Regions from separate parts of the Homo sapiens genome. Here region 1 is linked to region 2. A link is a loop called in an ENCODE intact Hi-C map of the cell type or tissue named here. Cell type or tissue: endothelial cell of umbilical vein. All regions are shown on one strand. Each heading gives the region's core, and the rest is flanking DNA. Links, peaks and the distances in the headings are about the cores only.

The links. Hi-C counts contacts between places; a loop is a spot of excess contacts. Peaks named below come from ENCODE experiments on the same cell type or tissue, not always from the same donor. Only the 100,000 strongest peaks of a DNase experiment are listed, where the experiment ranks them.
Region 1: a loop joins it to region 2, with 2.0 times the contacts of the local background. A loop is called at or near these places in 2 of 110 quality-filtered maps.

Annotation. Positions count from the first base shown.
Region 1 is chr4:109,021,755-109,030,908 of GRCh38, forward strand. All of the region lies in intron 5 of COL25A1 (collagen type XXV alpha 1 chain), which reads right to left. It overlaps LOC124900756 (a long non-coding RNA gene), which reads left to right and starts at 1,800. Exons shown (of 3, transcript XR_007058225.1): 1 at 1,800-2,260. In endothelial cell of umbilical vein, for the core only: no CTCF peak of the experiment used is centred there; DNase peaks (open chromatin) are centred at 4,997 and 5,447; H3K27ac peaks cover 1,754 bases.
Region 2 is chr4:108,831,194-108,840,347 of GRCh38, forward strand. COL25A1 (collagen type XXV alpha 1 chain) reads right to left here. Exons shown (of 38, transcript NM_198721.4): 32 at 1,187-1,240. Among named protein-coding and RNA genes, the nearest start is that of ETNPPL, 73 kb to the left of the region's middle. In endothelial cell of umbilical vein, for the core only: a CTCF peak has its summit at 3,765; a DNase peak (open chromatin) is centred at 3,798; H3K27me3 peaks cover 599 bases.

The sequences.
Region 1 (9,154 bases), core at 4,180-6,679, 190 kb after region 2:
GGAAAAGAATTGCATTCCTGGGGGCAGGTCTATAAACCACCGCTCTGGGAGTGTCTGTCCTATGCGGTTGAGATAAGGACTGAGATACACCCTGGTCTCCTGCAGTACCCTCAGGCTTACTAGGATTGGGAAACCCCAGCCCTGGTAAATTTGAGGTGAGACCGGTTCTCTGCTCTCGAACCCTGTTTTCTGTTTATCAAGACAATACGTGCACTGCTGAACATAGACCCTTATCAGGAGTTTCTGATTTTGCCCTGGTCCTGTTTCCTCAGAAACATGTGATCTTCACTCTGCCTTTTGCCCCTTGAAGCATGTGATCTTTGTGACCTACTCCCTGTTCGTACACCCCCTCCCCTTTTGAAATCCCTAATAAAAACTTGCTGGTTTTACAGCTCAGGTGGGCATCACGGACCTGCCGATATGTGATGTTGCCCCTGGCGGCCCAGCTGTAAAATTCCTCTCTTTGTGCTCTTTCTCTTTATTTCTCAGACTGGCTGACACTTAGGGAAAATAGAAAGAACCTACACTGAAATATTGGGGGCGGGTTCCCCCGATATTTCACGATCCATGATATCAACCATCTTAAAGGATAAGATGTGAATCAGTGAGGCAGTGGAATCATCAGCATTGGTTAAATCCATTATCATCACAAAGAGAAGAGGTGGGCTGCTTGATAACATGGAAAAATTACTTGTCATGTGGATGGAAAACCAGATACAGAGATGCATACCGCTTAGCCTACTGATGACTTAGGCTAGGGTAAGAAGTGTGTTCTATAAGTTCAAAGAGTACACCAATGATCCTACATATATACAAATGTTTATAGCAAGACATGGCCAGTTCCAACACTTGAAAATGCATCATAATTTTCATAATATGAAGGTCTGTGGTGAGGCAGCAAGTCCTGATATTGAAGGTAACAAAGCTTTTGGGAAGAGCCACATAGGGTAAGTGTGGATGAGAAGTATTTACCAGCACAAATATTTAAAGTCAATGAAATGAGCTTATTCTGAAAGTATACACCAGAGCATACATACATTCACCACGAGTCCAATGCCAGGGTCTACGGCATTCAAAGGCTGTGTAACACTGCTTTGGGGTGTTACAGGAAAGGCTTTAATTTAGGGTGGAAATGTTGCTTTGGGGTGGAAATGTTGCAGGATTCAAATTAAAGCCTTTCCTAATCAACCACTCAGAGAACCCAAGAGCATTCAAGAATGTGAGCACCATACACTTCCTGTTTATATCACCATAACGAAAAAGCCTGGATATCAGCATTGTTTGAAGACTGGTTTTTGAACTGTTTTATTCCACAGCAAGAAAATATTGTGGGCAAAAACAACATTCCATTCAAGATTCTTCTAATCTTAGGCAATACTCCAGGGCTTCCACAGCATATCAGTGACATGCATCTTGATGTAAATGTTGTGAATCTGCTGCTGAACACAAATGCTTTCATTCAACCAATGGACCAAGGCACAAGAGCTGTGTTCAAAGTATACTGATATGCCAGACATTTGTGCAGGCTGTTGGAGTGACTAAATCTGGCTGCATTCTAAATTCTATCCAAAACATCACCACAACAAGGGAAGAAGTCACACAGCAATGCATGAACGGCATTTGGAAGAAAGTTTTGAAGACATATGTGAACACATCCAAAGGCTTTAACAAAGATTCTGCTGTTGATTAAATAGTAACAAGATACCAGTGCTTAGGAAATCACTAGAATTGGACATTGATAAAGAGAAAATTTATGAGCTTGTTGGCATTGAGGCTGAAGAACTTTCCAACGAGGAGCTAATTGAACTGGAGGAAGAAAGAAGTAAAGAAGTTGAGGCAGAGAAAGCAGAAGTTATGTCCAAGGCACCAAGAATGTTCACAGCAAAGAAACTGGCAGAAATATTTGCTACTACTATTAGCAATGGCTTTTGGAAATTACAGAAATGGATGTCAATTACAAGAGATTCACAAGCGCTGATGGCAGATACAGGATGCTCTTGCTTGCAATAAAGAGAAATATATAATGAAAAGAAGAAACAAACCATACAGTCAAAACTTGCTGTCTTCCAGAAGAACACTGTGCCTGCTAAACCATCAACAAGTGTAATGCCCTTCTACTCGCTATTCTCAAGCCTCTCAGAAGAGAGAGATTGATAACCCTGTTGCTGCAAGATGTCCATCATCCAGCAATTATTTTTAGTTCAATGCTTCAGACATTCTTCAGGCCTAGCGGGCATTCTTCTGTGTACGTTATTTCATGGTGAGTACCCATACAACTATCCTGTTTTTCACTTTCAGTACAGTATTCAATAAATTACATGAGATAGCCAATACTTTATTATAAAATAGGCTTTGTGTTAGATGATTTTGTCCTACTGTAGGCTAATGTAAGTGTTCTGAGAACATTTAAAGTAAGCTAGGCTAAGCTATGATGGGCAGTAGGTTAGGTGTATTAAATGCATTTTCTACTTACAACATTTTCAACTTACTCTGGATTTATTGGGACATACATAACCCCATCATAAATTAAGGAGCATCTGTAAATATCTGACTATTTCTTTATAACACTAAAAATGCAGTGTTATTCCAATTATCAACTTTATATATATTTATATATTATGCTTATTTATACTGTAGTATACAAAATACAGATTATATATTTTCTAGGACATAATTTTTGTGTATATACATATTTATTCAGACATATGGTTATAAATCTATCTAAAAAAAGAAAGAGAAGGAAAAGAAAATAAGAGATGAAGAGGGAGAGAGGAAGAAAGAAAACATGTACAAAAATAGTGGTTCCCTACGGATGATAGGATTATAAGTAAATATTTTTATTATTTAAGTTTTTTATGCTTCTCTAAATTTTACTAGCCCCATCTCATGATTACAAAAATATATTGTCACATGATAACTAATTAACTGCAGAAAACTTTTAAACCCTTAATTAAGTTGTTAATTTTTTTCCATATTAGTCATTTACTCAAAGATCTAGGTCAATGATTTTTGAATTCGAGTTTCTTTCTTCCAATTCAGGGTGTTTTTAATTACTTGGAAGAATGTTGCAAAATGCTTAAGATATGCTCTCAAAAATTCAGTAAGTAAGGGTTTTAAATCTACCTTTCTGTATGCCACATATCACTTTTGGAAGTAGGAATAAAGAAAGGGGCAGAAGAGTTATACAGTTAAACACCAGCGAGAAGAGGTCATGACTCCACATCAACTGGGGATCCCTGCTAGGCATAGAGGCCCTTGGATCCTTTGCTGTTTTGCAAACCAAAATATCTGGGTTGTAATTTAACTGCATTATTTTATGGAGTTGTATAAATAACTTACACTTTTGACTATAAATGTTTGTCAAGCTTCTAAAACATCTTGCTTATCCAAGCCTTTTCACCAGCTGGCATGGAATCAGGATTGGCAATCAAGGTGTAAGTAAATGATCAGTTTTACAGACATGTTTAGTAGGATACAATAAACATATATGAAGTACCTCTGAAAAGAGACCTGCTCAGCTTCCATTGCTTTAAAAACACATACCTAGGCAATTTTTACTGCCCTACCAATTTTTATTACACTGTATATATTGAGTAATTTGGTTTCTGCTATGTTTAATAACATTCTTAATGTGTGCTATGTTGATTGTTCCAGATAAATACTGGAAGCCAATTTATAAACATCTTTCAGTCTGATTAAATTTATATGTGCCCAATTCTGATTTTCTAAATATTGTGCACAAAGACAGACTTGACAATGCTCTCTGCAGCTGTCCTAGATGTTTCACATTAATAAATGCATGCTAGCAGATTTCTAACACCCAGAGAGTCAATTAATTTATAATGCATGAGTCACATCATGCTTACTGCTTCACTAAAGCAGAATCCTAAAAATGAAGCCTGTTTTAAAATGAGGGAGGAGAGGCTCTGCAAGCTGACAAGCTTATGTTCTTGAGGGACCCAGATGTTTGTGGCTGAATCGTAATAGCTACCACTTACTGACCACTACACAACACCAAGAGTTTTACAAATGTCATCTCTCTTTGTTACAATAACCCTGCAAATTAGGGGTCATTTCTACCATTTTGCAGTTGAACAAACCAAGTTTCAGAGAGGTTAAATAACGTTTCCTTAGTCAAACAGCTTCTAAAAGGGGAAGTTCAAACTATGAACATGGGTTTATTTGACTTGGACCCTTTTGAGCTCTCACTTGTGTCATGCTGGCTGCCCATGGGCTTGGGCAAGATTACCCCGAGAAAGAAAGTAGCAGTCATTCTTAGCCCTCTTAGGAACTGGATAAAAGCTATAGCTGCAGTGGTTAGAAATATCCACATATAAAACACTTTGCACACACACACACACACACACACACACACACACACATATACTCTTAAATTAGTTCGCGGGTTCTCTAGGAAATAATTCACCTGGGTTAAGAACCCCTGACTAGGGGTAATGTAATGTAATGTAAATATTTCAAGAGTAGGAGAGGAAAAGTGTTCCAAAATGGAAACTGAGGATAAAAAAAACCTAAAAACAATGACAACAAAATTAGAGTTACAGAAATCAAGATTGGAGAGAATTTCAAGAAGGCAAATTGATTAAAACAAGGAGTCCATTGCATTTAACAAGTAGAAAGTTGGAATTTGTATTGTAATTGATTAAGCAGTGAGGTGAGGAAATTAAGAAAAGAATAAGCTCCGTAGATGGCAAGCAGGCGTTATATGAAGTGTGAACTCTGGTTATTAACGACTGCCTGGAATAACATGTTTAAAGGTTCAGAGGCTGGTTATAGACTTGGGAAAAGGGTGTGGGATTGATAGGGAATGTCTACAGACAGCAACAGTGGAAAACATGTGTGCCGACGATTTGCTAGCCCAAGTAGACACCTCTTTTTAGTAACTGTGCATGAAGAAAAGAAATAGGAGAGTAGCTAAAAGGCATATAGGGTTAAGGAAAATTTTTCTTGCTTGTTTTTGTGGTAAGATGGGAGGTACTTGAAAATGTTTACAAACGGACAGGACATAGAGAAAAGAAATGGCTTGCAGAGCAGTATCAGCATGCAAGAGAACACAAAAGGAAGTGGAGTCAGAGAAGAAGAATGCGGAGAAAGAACACCATCTTATATAAGATGAGAAGAAAGAAAGTGAGAATAAATACAGATCAATTTGCTGTACAGAGGCAGAAAATGGATGTATTCCATTCCTTAAATCTCAGAGGACTCTGAAATAGAAGTCTGCTAGGGATGGGGCAGATGTGAGAGGAATAAAATTGATTATTTATTCATTCACATAATATTTGTTGAGTACCTACAGTGTGCAGGCATTCTTCAGGTACTAGGACTATAATAAATATGGTAGCTAAAACAAAGCCCCGCTATCACTTTTGTGGGAGAAGCAGGCTTTAAGAGAATGTTTATGAATAATGTGGCAGACAGCGATAAGGACTCAGCAGGAAAGTACATGAGGATAAGGAGGCTAGAGAACAATTCAATGGGAGGGCGCTATTTTACAGGGTGGTCATGGGGGGGCCTTGAATGGAAAAAAGGAGGAAAAACAAACAGCAAGTGGTAATGCTCTGTAAGATGGAGGTGTGCTTAGCGTGTCCAGCAACTGACAGTGCGTCTGGACTACAGTGAGTGAGGAAAAAGAGTAAGGAGGAAAGTTACAGAGCAGGAGGGAGGAGATCAGAGAGACTTTGCAGGTCATGATAAGAACTTGGCTTTTAATCAGGATGAAATAGAAAGCCATGGCGAGGAGGTTCTGCACAGAGAAAGGACACAATCTGAATTATATTTGAAAAGGATCATGTCCACTATCGGGAAAAGGCAGTAGAAAGGCAGGGGTGTACAGATGGAGAGATGTTAGGAGGCTTTTGTAGCATTCTAAGTGAAAGATAAAGGATGGGATGGGCCAGGGTAATAGCAACCAAGGAGGTAAAAAGTGGTCAGTTTCTGGTTCAAGACTTGCAACTAGATTGAATGTGGGGTGTGAGAAAAAAGAGCAGTAAAAAATGACTCCAAAGGTTGACCAGAGCAATTAGAGCAGTGGAGCTGCTCTTTAGTGATGTGTGGAAGATCTGGAAGAGGAGCAGCTTTGGAGAGTAAGGGTGGAATTCCAGCATTTGGTTTTGAACATGCTAAATTTGAGATCTCTAGGAGACATCCATGTGCAAACGTTGAATAGATAGTTGGATATGCAAGTCCAAAATTCTGAGAGTTCAGACTGGAGATATACATTTGGGAGACTTTGACACATAGATAATAGTTAAAGCCATGAGATTATATGAGATCATCTAATGAGGCAATGTAAATAAGGAAGAAGAAAGGTCCAAGTTCTGAGCCATCAGGCATTTCAAAATTCATTTATTTATTCATTCATTCATTCACTGAGACAGAGTCTCACTTTGTCACCCAGGCTGGAGTGCAGTGGTGCAATCAGAGCTCATTGCAGTCTCACACTCCTCCCACTTCAGTCTCCCCAGTAGCTAGGACTACAGCCACGTACCACCACACTCAGCTAATTTTCTATTTTTTTGTAGAGACAGGTTCTTGCTATGCTTCCCAGGCTGGTCTTGAACTCCTGGGCTCAAGTAATCCTCCTGTCTTGGCCTCCCAGTGTGCTGGGATTACAAGCATGAGCCACCATGCCCTGCCCATTCCAACATGTAGAAATCATGAAGAAGAAAAAGGGGCCAGGCCCAGTGGCTCATGTCTGTAATCCCAGCACTTTGGGAGGCAAAGGCAGGCAGATCACAAGGTCAAGTGATCAAGACCATCCTGGCCAACAAGGGTGAAACCTCATCTCTACTAAAAATACAAAAATTAGCTGGGCATGGTGGCATGCACCTGCAGTCCCAGCTACTTGGGAGGCTGAGGCAGGAGAATTACTTGAACCCAGGAGGCGGAGGTTGCAGGGGGCCGAGATTGTACCACTGCACTCCAGCCTGGCGACAGAGCGGGACTCCATCTCAAAAAAAAGAAAAAAAGAAAAAGAAAAGAAAAGAAAGAAAAAGGACTAGCTAGCAAGGGAGGAGTGGTGAGTAAGGTAGGAGGAGCACCTTGAAAGAGTGATAAGAACAAGGAGATAAACAGAGAAAGTGTTTCAAGAAGACACCAATTCACTGTGTTGAATGTGGTCCAGCAAAGTTGGAACTGAATTCTGACCACTAAATTTGTCATAATAAAGGTAACCAGTGCCCTTAAGAAGAATGTTTTCAGTACAGTGGTAGAGATGGAGGCCATGTTAGATTAGAGAGAGAGTGGGAAAACAATATTTGATGAGTGTGGGCAACTCTTTCCAGAGTTTCATTGTAAAAGGGAGTGGGAGCTATAAAGAAATGGAACAGCATCTGGGAAACATATGGGGTCAAGGAAGTTTCATTTTGAGGACAAAAGATATTATGGCATAATTCTATGCTAATGAAATTATCCAAAAGAGAGGAAAAACCAATGATACAGGAGGGAGGCAATACCTAAGTTTTAAGTTGCACACCATTCTGAGTAGTGGGATGAAATCTCATGCCATCCCACTCCATCCCGCCCAATACATGAATCACCTCTTTGTCTAATGTATCTATGCTGTATATGCCACCTGCAGAAGGTCAATAGTAGCCTAACGCTACGTCAACAATGCCCACGTCATTCACCTCACTTCCTCTCACCATGTAGGCATTTTGTCATCTCACATCATCACAGGAAGGGCGAGTACAGCACAGTAAAATATGTTGAGAGACCAAATTTATATAACTTTTATGGTAGTATATAGTTATAATTGTTCTATTTTATTATTGTTGTTGTTCATCTCTTACTGTAGCTAATTTATAAGTTAGACTTTATATAGGTGTATGTGTGTGGTATATGTGTATACATATTTGTAGGAAGAAACATATACGTATAGGATTTGGTGCTATCCGCAGTTTGAGGCATCCACTGAGGGTTTTGGAACATATCGCCTTGGACAAGAAGGAACTACTATGTAAAAATAATATGGATAATATTGTCTATATTTATTCAATAAGAACTCAAAAACTCAGAAATACAGAGTACTCATACAAATTTGTAATTTCCTGCCTACAATATTCTTAATTTCCTTATAATTCTTAGATATTATTGTCTTTATATATTATTCATGATGAGCTATTACACAATTTACTCTGAAAACAGGAAATCAGAGGCATCCAGGCACCTCATAGATAAAGAACCTAAATCTATTCCCTGCTTTAAATATTTTCCTTGCATAGCTGATACCTGCTACGGACGTTAATACACCCTTTCTCCACACCTCCTGCTCCTCAGAGTTCGGATCCTCTATCCTTTACTTCCTCAGGATGAAAATAAATGGCCAAGCCTCATGGACAGGCCAACTGAGACACAAGCAGCAGAAGGCAGCTCAGTGTATCACATCCCTCCAGAGAGGTGGTGCCTGGGTCATCATTTCACGGAAGTCAACAAGATAGGCTATGAAAGAAATAGCAACAGAAGGAAGCAGCTGCTGCCTGACTCCCTGCCCCTTCTGGTCTTTAGAATTCATGAATCCCCACACCTGAACTATGGAGAGAGGCAGCTGCCCCATCATTCCCATCCTACACCCACCATTGGGCACACTTTGGCTCAGCACTGGCCACAGAGTTCAAGTGGAATAGCCTCTAGTGCATCTCCAGAGAGGACAGGCAGGGGCAAGGAATGAGCTGGGCTTTGGGTGACAGGTCTAGGAGGAAGGGAACCACCAAGGACCCACAGCACGAACTCAGTAGTTGTGAAGACAAAAGAGAATTATATCTGTGAAAGACCCTTGAATAAGTGACTAATGTAGTGAATTACTGATGTTGCAAAGATTCAGCCAAGATTCATGTAGACTCTCTGGTCTGTATGGGAACTTTGAGGTAGGTCAAAGGCCTGTGCAGTCATTCCTCATATCAACATGGACATATTAAAGTCAGGCTTCCAGGTGTACCACAATGCAATGCCTGTTAAAAATTTTTAAAAGGGTAAAACTTCATTTTGTTGTTGTTGTTGTTGTTTTGGGTCTCGCTTTGTCACCCAAGCTGGAGTGCAGTGGCACCATCACAGCTCACTGCAACCTCCATCTCCTTGGCTCAAGCGATCCTCCCACCTCAGCCTCCCGAGTAGCTGGGTCTACATGCCTGGCTAACGT
Region 2 (9,154 bases), core at 2,392-4,891:
AATATTAATAAAAATATTAATAAAAGACCAAGAGATAATTAATCAATTATAATGGTATTATTCAATGTACTGAAGCAAATTAGCAAAATAGGCTTTACCTAAGTGGGAGGAGAGTTTCCATTTCACACTAGTAATACCATGCTTTGCACATAGTAGCATTTGGTAAATATTTCCTGAATGAATGAGATCACTCTACAGAACACAGAATTATGGAATTGGAAGGTATGTTAAAGAAATGACTACTGGCCCTCTTTTTTTAAAGCAAATTATCTCAGACTGATGAAAATCTATCTAGTTTTTAAAAGACCACAAACTTGCACAGTGAATCATTCCGACATTTTGAAGACTTCACTATTAAAATACTTTCTTTATATCCTCTCCTGGATGGTAGGGAAATTGATGACATAATTCCACTCAGACACACAAAAATAATTCTAAGATTTCCAAGGTGAGGAAAAGAAATAGTGGGAGAAAAACAGAAAGAGAGAGAGGGGGAGAGAGAGAGAGAGAGAGAGAGAGAGAGCGCATGCATGAGAGGGAGAAGAGAGAAGAAAGTTCCAGACAGATGACCATTTATCTTCCATTCTGAATGTCTTTTTTCCCCCAAAAGATATGGAAACATGGCCTAGCAATAGAGAGGTTAGTGAAAGGTTTTCATTTTATAATGCACTGAAATTATTTCCTTATGGTTAAAGAAAAACAGCCTATCCTTTAGCTTTAAAAAAGGGGGAGCATTTGTAACTGTGCAGAAAAGAATACTTAGGTTTCATTATTTCCTTTGGAAAAAAGTTATAACCTGCTCTGAATGAGTACAGTAGCTTTATATAAAAGATTATCAACCAGAATACATACTCCGGAAATTTTAGCTCCATTGACTTCGACTTTCTGGATAAAGGCCAAATGAAAATATCTTCCTTATGGGTGAAGGAAGAATCATCTGAGCTATTTATTTTAGCTATGTAAATGTATGTATTGTTTTTATTAAGGCAGCCGTGTTCTATTTTATGCTCTGTGGTTTTCTTCTCTCAATATTAGGACTCTGAATAGAACTTAGGATGGTATCTCTTTTTATTTAATATTAGATAGCCCTTTATTTCTTCTGAAAAATGAACAGTTAAATTAATATGGAAAAGCCATGCTCTGTGTTTTCTTTAGTACAAGCTTAATAACCTCAGCAACAACTTACTCTTTCTCCTTTGGGACCTGCAGGGCCATGGGGTCCCATAGGACCATCTGTACCCTAAAAAAAAGATAATATGAGATATATCACAAGGGCTGCAAGAATAGCAGTTATAATTTATCCTGGATTTTTCCTAGGTGAATGGTGCCTAAGAATATCAGTAAGACAACTCATCTCCTTTCAAAGTGCTTTATGCTTGATTATTTCAGGCCAGCGGTTTTCAAGAAACTCATGCAAAAAGGATGAAGTATATAACTGCATGTTTCAATGAAAGGCACACACGAAAAGCTGCATATCATATTTAATTATATCTTTTTCCTCTGACTAAATAAAGCATCACTGGCTGGGTGCGGTGGCTCAAGCCTGTAATCCCAGCACTTTGGGAGGCTGAGGTGGGTGGATCACCTGAGGTCAGGAGATTGAAGCCAGCCAGCCTGGCCAACATGGTGAAACCCCGTCTCTATTAAAAACACAAAAATTAGCTGGGCATGGTGACGGGTGCCTGCATTCCCCTACTCGGGAGGCTGAGACTGTAGTGAGCCAAGATCGTGCCACTGCACTCCAGCCTGGGCAACAGAGCGAGACTCCGTCTCAAAAAATAATAAATAAATAAATAAATAAATAAATAAAGCATCTTCACTTTGCCCCATAATCTTAAGAAGAAAAATGTAATTGTTTTTCCTTCCTGTCACCTCTTCCTCAAGCCCTTTCTCTACACCCACTGCCACCCTTAACCGGGCGTGCTCTGAACTCTTGTTTTCAGCTGTTTAAGAGGCTTGAACTGTTACACAAGTAGAAGAAAATTATTAAGTAAATGAAAACAGTGTGTAACTGTTCAATCCAAAAACTTCCTGCAGCTCTGTTGGGGGCAGCAGGGGCTTACAGGAAAGGAATCATTCTTACAGATTCTGCGGCAGTGGCCAGTCACTAGGCTTACAACTCACAAACCAGGCAGCCAAGATGACTTAAAGGTATAATTCCCCTTTGTCCCCCTGGTTAGTTCAGGATTAGGATTTCTGCAGTAGAAGAGGTGATATTTGAATGAATGTAAGAACGCTGAGGTCCAGTGAAAATAATGATTGCCTGAAACAAGTTTTTAGAATTGAAAAGATGGGAATTTCTTTTAGATTCTTAAAACTGTAGCCAGGACTTCAAGTATACTTGCTCATTTCCAGTATGACTATGCTTAGATTCATAAAAAATTGATTATAATATTTGCAAATGTAGGAACTATTCCAGCATGATTTTTCTTTAGTATTCCCATTTCTGTTCTACTATTCTGGTTTATTCTGTGAGAGCTTTGTGATAAGAAAGAATTCAGAGTTTTAAATTCATTCTAATGTTGCTGAATTCTCATCAGCTTAACTGATATTTTTCTTACTGCCTGAATTCAAAGTTCACCTTCAGAAGACTTCTAAATACTGAGTATCTGTAGCTGAAATTTAAGAGCTGGAGCTGTTAAGAACCAAAGAAAAAAAGACAAAATGACAGAAGACAGACAAGTCATTTCTATGAACAGAAATTGAAAGTTAGTGCCAAGGAAGAAGTTACATTTGATGGACATCAGTCTAAAAGGAAAAGCAAGTTACAATAATTTCACATTATTTTAATCTCTTCAGAGGGCCGCTCTCATGGAATTGTAGGGGATGTCTGTCTATTGGTTCTGGAAAAATTCATGTGGAATTCTAAGACAATGAAGCCCATTAGTCTGGTCATTCTTCCCACCTAGCAAATTATCCAGACTTGAACACGAGCTTCACAAAGACATTCTGGCAGTTTAGCTGTTCTCCGGACAGAGTTGCAACCGTCCTCTGTCCACCTTTCCCCCTTTTGCCGCCATCTTTGTCCACCTTCCCCTTTTACTCCAGCTCTAAGTACACCCTCATCATTTGATGAGAGGACATGGAGCAAAGGGGTCTGTGCTGAAGCACATGATTCACAGCCACAAAACATGTCAGAGCAAGACAAGGGACTGACTCACCCGGGATCCTGGCTTTCCGTCTAAGCCAGATGCTCCCTGTGTGATTTGGTTGGTAGCAGGGTTGGTGGGTGTAACACGAATGACAAGAACAGAGATTAGTATGAGGTACCGATGAACAAATGTAACACTTCAAACAACATAATACGCAGTTACAGGGTTCTGGGATGAATATCACATTGCTACAAATTGTTAGTTAAAAAAAAAAAACACATGACAAACACCCCACAGATGATGGCATTTTAATGACATTTCTATTTGACAAGTTCTTATTTAGAAATCAAGCTAATGAAGTGTATAAACTGGGCTACAAAGTAGTTACTCATAACAGTTGCAGGCTTCTATCTAATTTCCATATGAAATTCATTTTCTAAAGACTGTGCTATTCACCATATATTTCTTTAGGTTCTGAAGAGAAAAGAACGGTAATTTCCTAAAAAAGCGCTCATTATAATAATCAATCAAATTTAGCATTTCAGAGGAGAAGAAAGAGCTCTGGTTATACTTGTTAAAACAGTATTTATGAATAACAAATACAGGGTTTTCACATGTTAGGATGACTCTTAGTGGATTTTACATGAACAATAATTACTCATTGTTTTCTGGGTTGTTCCTACTGTTCACACTACTTTCCACTAGAGGGACTTCTAGGAAAGGGAAAAAGCCAGAAAACAATGTGTGCGACCAAGCAAAAAATAACTTCCAAACTAAATTGTTTCTCAATTCCTTCAAATAATCTTTGCATCAAAGCCTGATGGGGGAAATAACTTTAAAAATCGAATGTTCTCAGACAATGCATGCTTTTCTTCACTTTGAACTCTAGGCTACAAATAAATAGCGTATGATTAAACAATGGCATTTTCAATGCTTGTTTCAAGAATAAGTACAATTATTTCTTTAATATGGTTTTTGTGTCTCAAAGCCCAAATATTTATTTATAGTCCTTTAAAAATATTGGTTAGACCAAGGAGTATTTAAGAAAGAAAATGCACTGGCCCTAAAAATTCTATTGTCAAGATTGCAGAACTATTTCCCAATTTTATGCTTCAGATGCAGTTAATAATACAGAATGGAAAAAAAAATCTATTCCAGATGAAAACTCTACCAATGATGTTATTCTACATACATTTTGAGTATTTTGAGTTTTTATTTTAAAATTTCTTCTGTATAATCCATGAGCCATACTATAACTGCAAAATACATACATTCTTTTTTTTTTTGAGATGGAGTTTCACCCTTGTTGCCCAGGCTGAAGTGCAATGGCACAATCTTGGCTCACTGCAACCTCCACCTCCCAGGTTCAAGCAATTCTCCTGCCTCAGCCTCCCGAGTAGCTGGGATTACAGGCATGCGCCATCGCACCCGGCTAATTTTTGTTTTTAGTAGAGACAGGGTTTCATCATGTTGGCCAGGCTGTTCTCGAACTCCTGATCTCCACTGATCACTTGCCTCCATCTCCCAAAGTACTGGGATTACAGGTGTGAGCCACAGTGCCCGGCTTACATACGTCTTTTTTTTTTTTTTTTTTTTTTTTTTTTGAGACGGACTCTCGCTCTGTTGCCCGGGCTGGAGTGCAGTGGCGCGATCTCAGTTCACTGCAACCTCTGCCTCTCGGGTTTATGCCATTCTCCTGCCTCAGCCTCCCGAGTAGCTGGGACTACAGGCACCCACCACCAAGCCTGGCTAATTTTTTGTATTTTTAATCGAGACAGGTTTCACCATGTTAGCCAGGATGGTCTTGATCTCCTAACCTGGTGATCCGCCCACCTCGGCCTCCCAAAGTGCTGGGATTACAGGCATGAGCCACCGTGCCCGGCCTTACATACGTCTTTTGTTAGCAATAATTACAATAAAAATATATATTGTTGTTCATTTGTTTAAGGCTAGCATAGGTACAGCTGTTAGCTAAATGTTGCATAAAAATTATCAATAGCCCTAAATTTTAAAAAAGGGCAGACTTTAAATAAATCAGATTGAAAGTTTAAATAAAATAGAAAATCCAAACTTTCTTTTGCCTTTTGATACCTTCTTCAGTTACATTATAACATTTGAAAACAAATGTAGGCCAGGCATAGTGGCTCACAGCTATAATCCCAGAGCTTTTAGAGGCCGAGGCGGGAAGATTGTTTGAGGCCATGAGTTAGAGATCAGCGTGGGAAACATGGCGAGACCCAATCTCTATAAAATATTTTTAAAAATAAAGCGCTTGAGCCCAGGACTTTGAAGCTGCAGTGAGCTGTGAGTGTATCATTAGACTCTAGCCTGGGTGACAGAGTGAGACACTGTCTCAAACAAAGAAAAAAGAAAATAAATGGGGAAACTGTAATAATTTTACACTGATAATATTATATCTACCTAGAATGCTGAAATAATGACTCACATATATTATAGAGGTTTTATGCCTATGGTCCATTGATCTAACTGGTGTGATTAAACCTATATTCTAGGCTGGGCTGGTGGCTCATGCCTTTAATCCTAGCACTTTGTGAAGCCGAGGCGGGTGGATCACCTGAGGTCAGGAGTTTGAGACCAGCCTGGCCAACGTGGCGAAACCCTGTCTCTACTAAAAATAGAAAACTTAGCTGGGCATGGTGGCATGCACCTGTAGTCCCAGCTACTCAGGAGGCTGAGGCACGAGAATTGCTTGAACCTGGGAGATGGAGGTTGTGGTGAGCCAAGTTGGCACCACTGCACTCCAGCCTGGGTGACAGAGAGAGACTCTGTCTCAAAAATAAATAAATAAAATAAACCTATATTTTAATACAAGGTTTATATCAGTCATTCAATAAATAAATAACTATTGACCATCATATGGTGGATGTATGTAAGGCACTTGCTATCAACTAGCGTGAAGTATAATAACCATGGCAAAAATGAAAAAGTGGTCATCAGCTTTTTTTTCCTCCCACATTTCAAATTGTGTATAAACTATATTCTGTTACTGATTTTATGTCATATTTTACTAATGTAATCTATATTGTTCTTTGTTGATTTGTATCTGTATTCACCAAATAGATAGCATATTAAAGGCTTGAAATTAAAGCCTCGTATTTAATAACAATTTAAAAAAATCTCCATTTAGTTGTTGTGGAAAGAAGGCTGACATAAAGAAAATGAAGAGCCTGGGGGAGATTCCTTCTTCATTAAAAATAAAAATCTCTAAACAACTGCAAAATACTTCTTTTATACGACTCACTATTGCCACAAGAACCTCATAACAGGGAATTTTCAAAACAAACAACATAAAACACGTAGAACATGATATGATTGATTAATGTAAGGAGCCACAGCATTGACCTCACTCCATCAACAATGGCCAATTCCATACCTGCCACCAACAGAGGGCTACAGTTTTTGGTATCCAAGGAGAAAAAACAGTTGAGGAAGCATTTTAAACTGCACTAGATTATAAAAAGTGTTTGGGAGAAACTATGAAATAATGAGCACAACACTTTTAAAAGAAGGGGACAATGGAAGAGGAATTGTCAGCCCTAAAAGAGGAAGGTTGGCATGTATGTAATTGAAGAATGACAGGACATTTATAGCATTGTTTGTTGTGGGTCTTCCTCTGACACAAGAGAAGACATCAGAGAAAACAAAACTGGGCTGAGCTCTGCTCTAATATAATATGTTTTCTAATTACAGAAACCTCAACAGTACGAGCTGCTGAGTAAACCAGAGTTATCATGTAGGGTAGAAAGAAAAATCTGAGATTTGCACTAAAATGGAAAGTTTTCTTTACTTACTGGAAGACCAAGGGGTCCTCTGTCACCCTTTTGACCTGGTTCACCCTTCAATCCTTTAACACCATTTAACCCTGGTTCACCCTAAATGCAAAAGCAAATGCCAATTTTGGTTGCTATTATGGGTGTTTAAACTGTGAGAGAAGAGAGCCAGTCTCTGAAATAGTTGCAGATTCCAGTTTTAGGAAACAGCAGAGTCAGGCTAGATTTGTCTTGCACGAAACATTAATTTTTAAAGTTAAAATAGTTACTAAACTGACATCAACAATTAATATTCTAGAAACCAAAACTCCCAAGAAAGTATGCTCCTTACAATAAAAATATGTATGGTTGAATTCCTAAATTTTTCAGTTCCATCTCAAGGAAATTCATGTTATACCACATTTTTATGATCAAATAATTCAAAGACAATCGAGTGGAGGATGCTGAAGAAGATTCGGTAGAAAAAAAAACCCACTCTGCTGGAATGGAAAACTGGAATATGCAGGACAGGGTTATAGACAGATATTTTAAGCCTTTAAGCATGTTGCCCAAGGGAATGAACTAAAAACGTAGCAGCTGATGTTTGAAGTAATGCCATTTAGCAAGTCCTCATTCACTGCCCTTGCCAAGTCAGATCCCTACATGGACTAATCAACAAATCACCAATCCCAGGAGAAAATATGAAGATCAAAGAACTTAGATGTAGTTTTACTAACTATCCATCTGCCCAGTGTTAGAATAAAGAAAGTATGAATTTAACTCAGCGTGACATTATAAAAGCCACGGTAAATGATAAATTCTTGACTCCATTTTTAAAAACCAAGGAATACAGTATACCTATTTTCCATCAGTAACGGCATGTTAGATATCAAGTTCTGACCTGTATACTTTTCAACTTTTAAGCGTAGACATTAATTTGCCAAGAAAATCTTGAAGGGCTTGTGAAAGAAAGATGATTTCAGACACAAATACCCTATAGAGTCTTGCTGGGTGGGGGCGGGAAAGGGGAGAGGCTATACTGACATGGCAGAAGGGGTTTTTAACCTAGGCAGTATTTACTCAACTTGCTTGATGATATAAGTCAGTGTAGCGCTTGTTAAACATAAAGAGTTCAGGGCCCCACCCAGTCCATGGTAACACAGAAATGGGTATCTTTAATAAGTCTCCCAGGTGATTCTTATCAGGAAATTCTGGGAAACACTGAGCTAGATTCATGCATGGAATCATGCTATATATTTGAACTTTCAAAGGGGGTTGCAAAATGATGAACACACTGGCATGGCATAAAAAGTTTTCAGGATTTTGAAGATAGGATGTTTGCAGTACAGCCACTATAGCAAGTCCAAATGTGTTGGTGTTGGTAAGACAGTATCCCGGGAATGCTATTGATTGAGGACACCATATTAAGGCCAAGGCTCAGTAGTCAGTGACTAATTTGAGATCCGTGGCTTTGCATGTGTGTGCACTTTCAGCACGTGGTCTTGAGGTACTTGAGGTTAAATCCAGTGACAGAAAGACCAAATTTCAAGTCTGGACCTAAGTTCTAGTCCCAGATCTGTCATGAACTAGCTGTGTAATTAGGGGCAAATAACCTAAACTGTTTGGGCCTGAAGTTTATCATCTATGAAATCAGGGAACTTGCATAGATATCTATGAGGTCTTTTCAACTTTATAATTATCTGAAACTTATGATTTAAGTAAGAATTAAGTTGTATGGACAAAATAAATTGTTGCATTTTAGAAATCAAAAGCATCTTGGGCATCTCCTAATCCAATGGTGATGGCATATCTGAATCACTTATGAAATTAAATATCTTGGTGGCATTATCCTTAGTCATTATGACCAGGCTGGTTTTTGGTGGCATCTTAAAATCCAAGAGTAGGGCCGGGCGCAGTGGCTCATGCTTGTAATCCCAGCACTTTGGGAGGCCGAGGCGGGCGGATCACTTGGGGTCAGGAGTTCAAGACCAGCCTGGCCAACATGGTGAAACCTTGTCTCTACTAAAAATACAAAAATTAGCCGGGCATGGTGGTGGGTGCCTGTAATCCCAGCTACTTGGGAGGCTGAGGCGGAAGAATCACTTGAACCCAGGAGGCGGAGGTTGCAGCGAGCCAAGACTGCACCATTGCACTCCAGCCTGGGAAACAAGAGCGAAACGCCATCTCAAAAAAAAAAAAAAAAAAAATCCATGAGTAGGAAGCATTGATTTAGTCTAGATGGGGAAAAAGGCCCAGAGAGATTAAACGACTACTAAGATCACAAAGCTGATA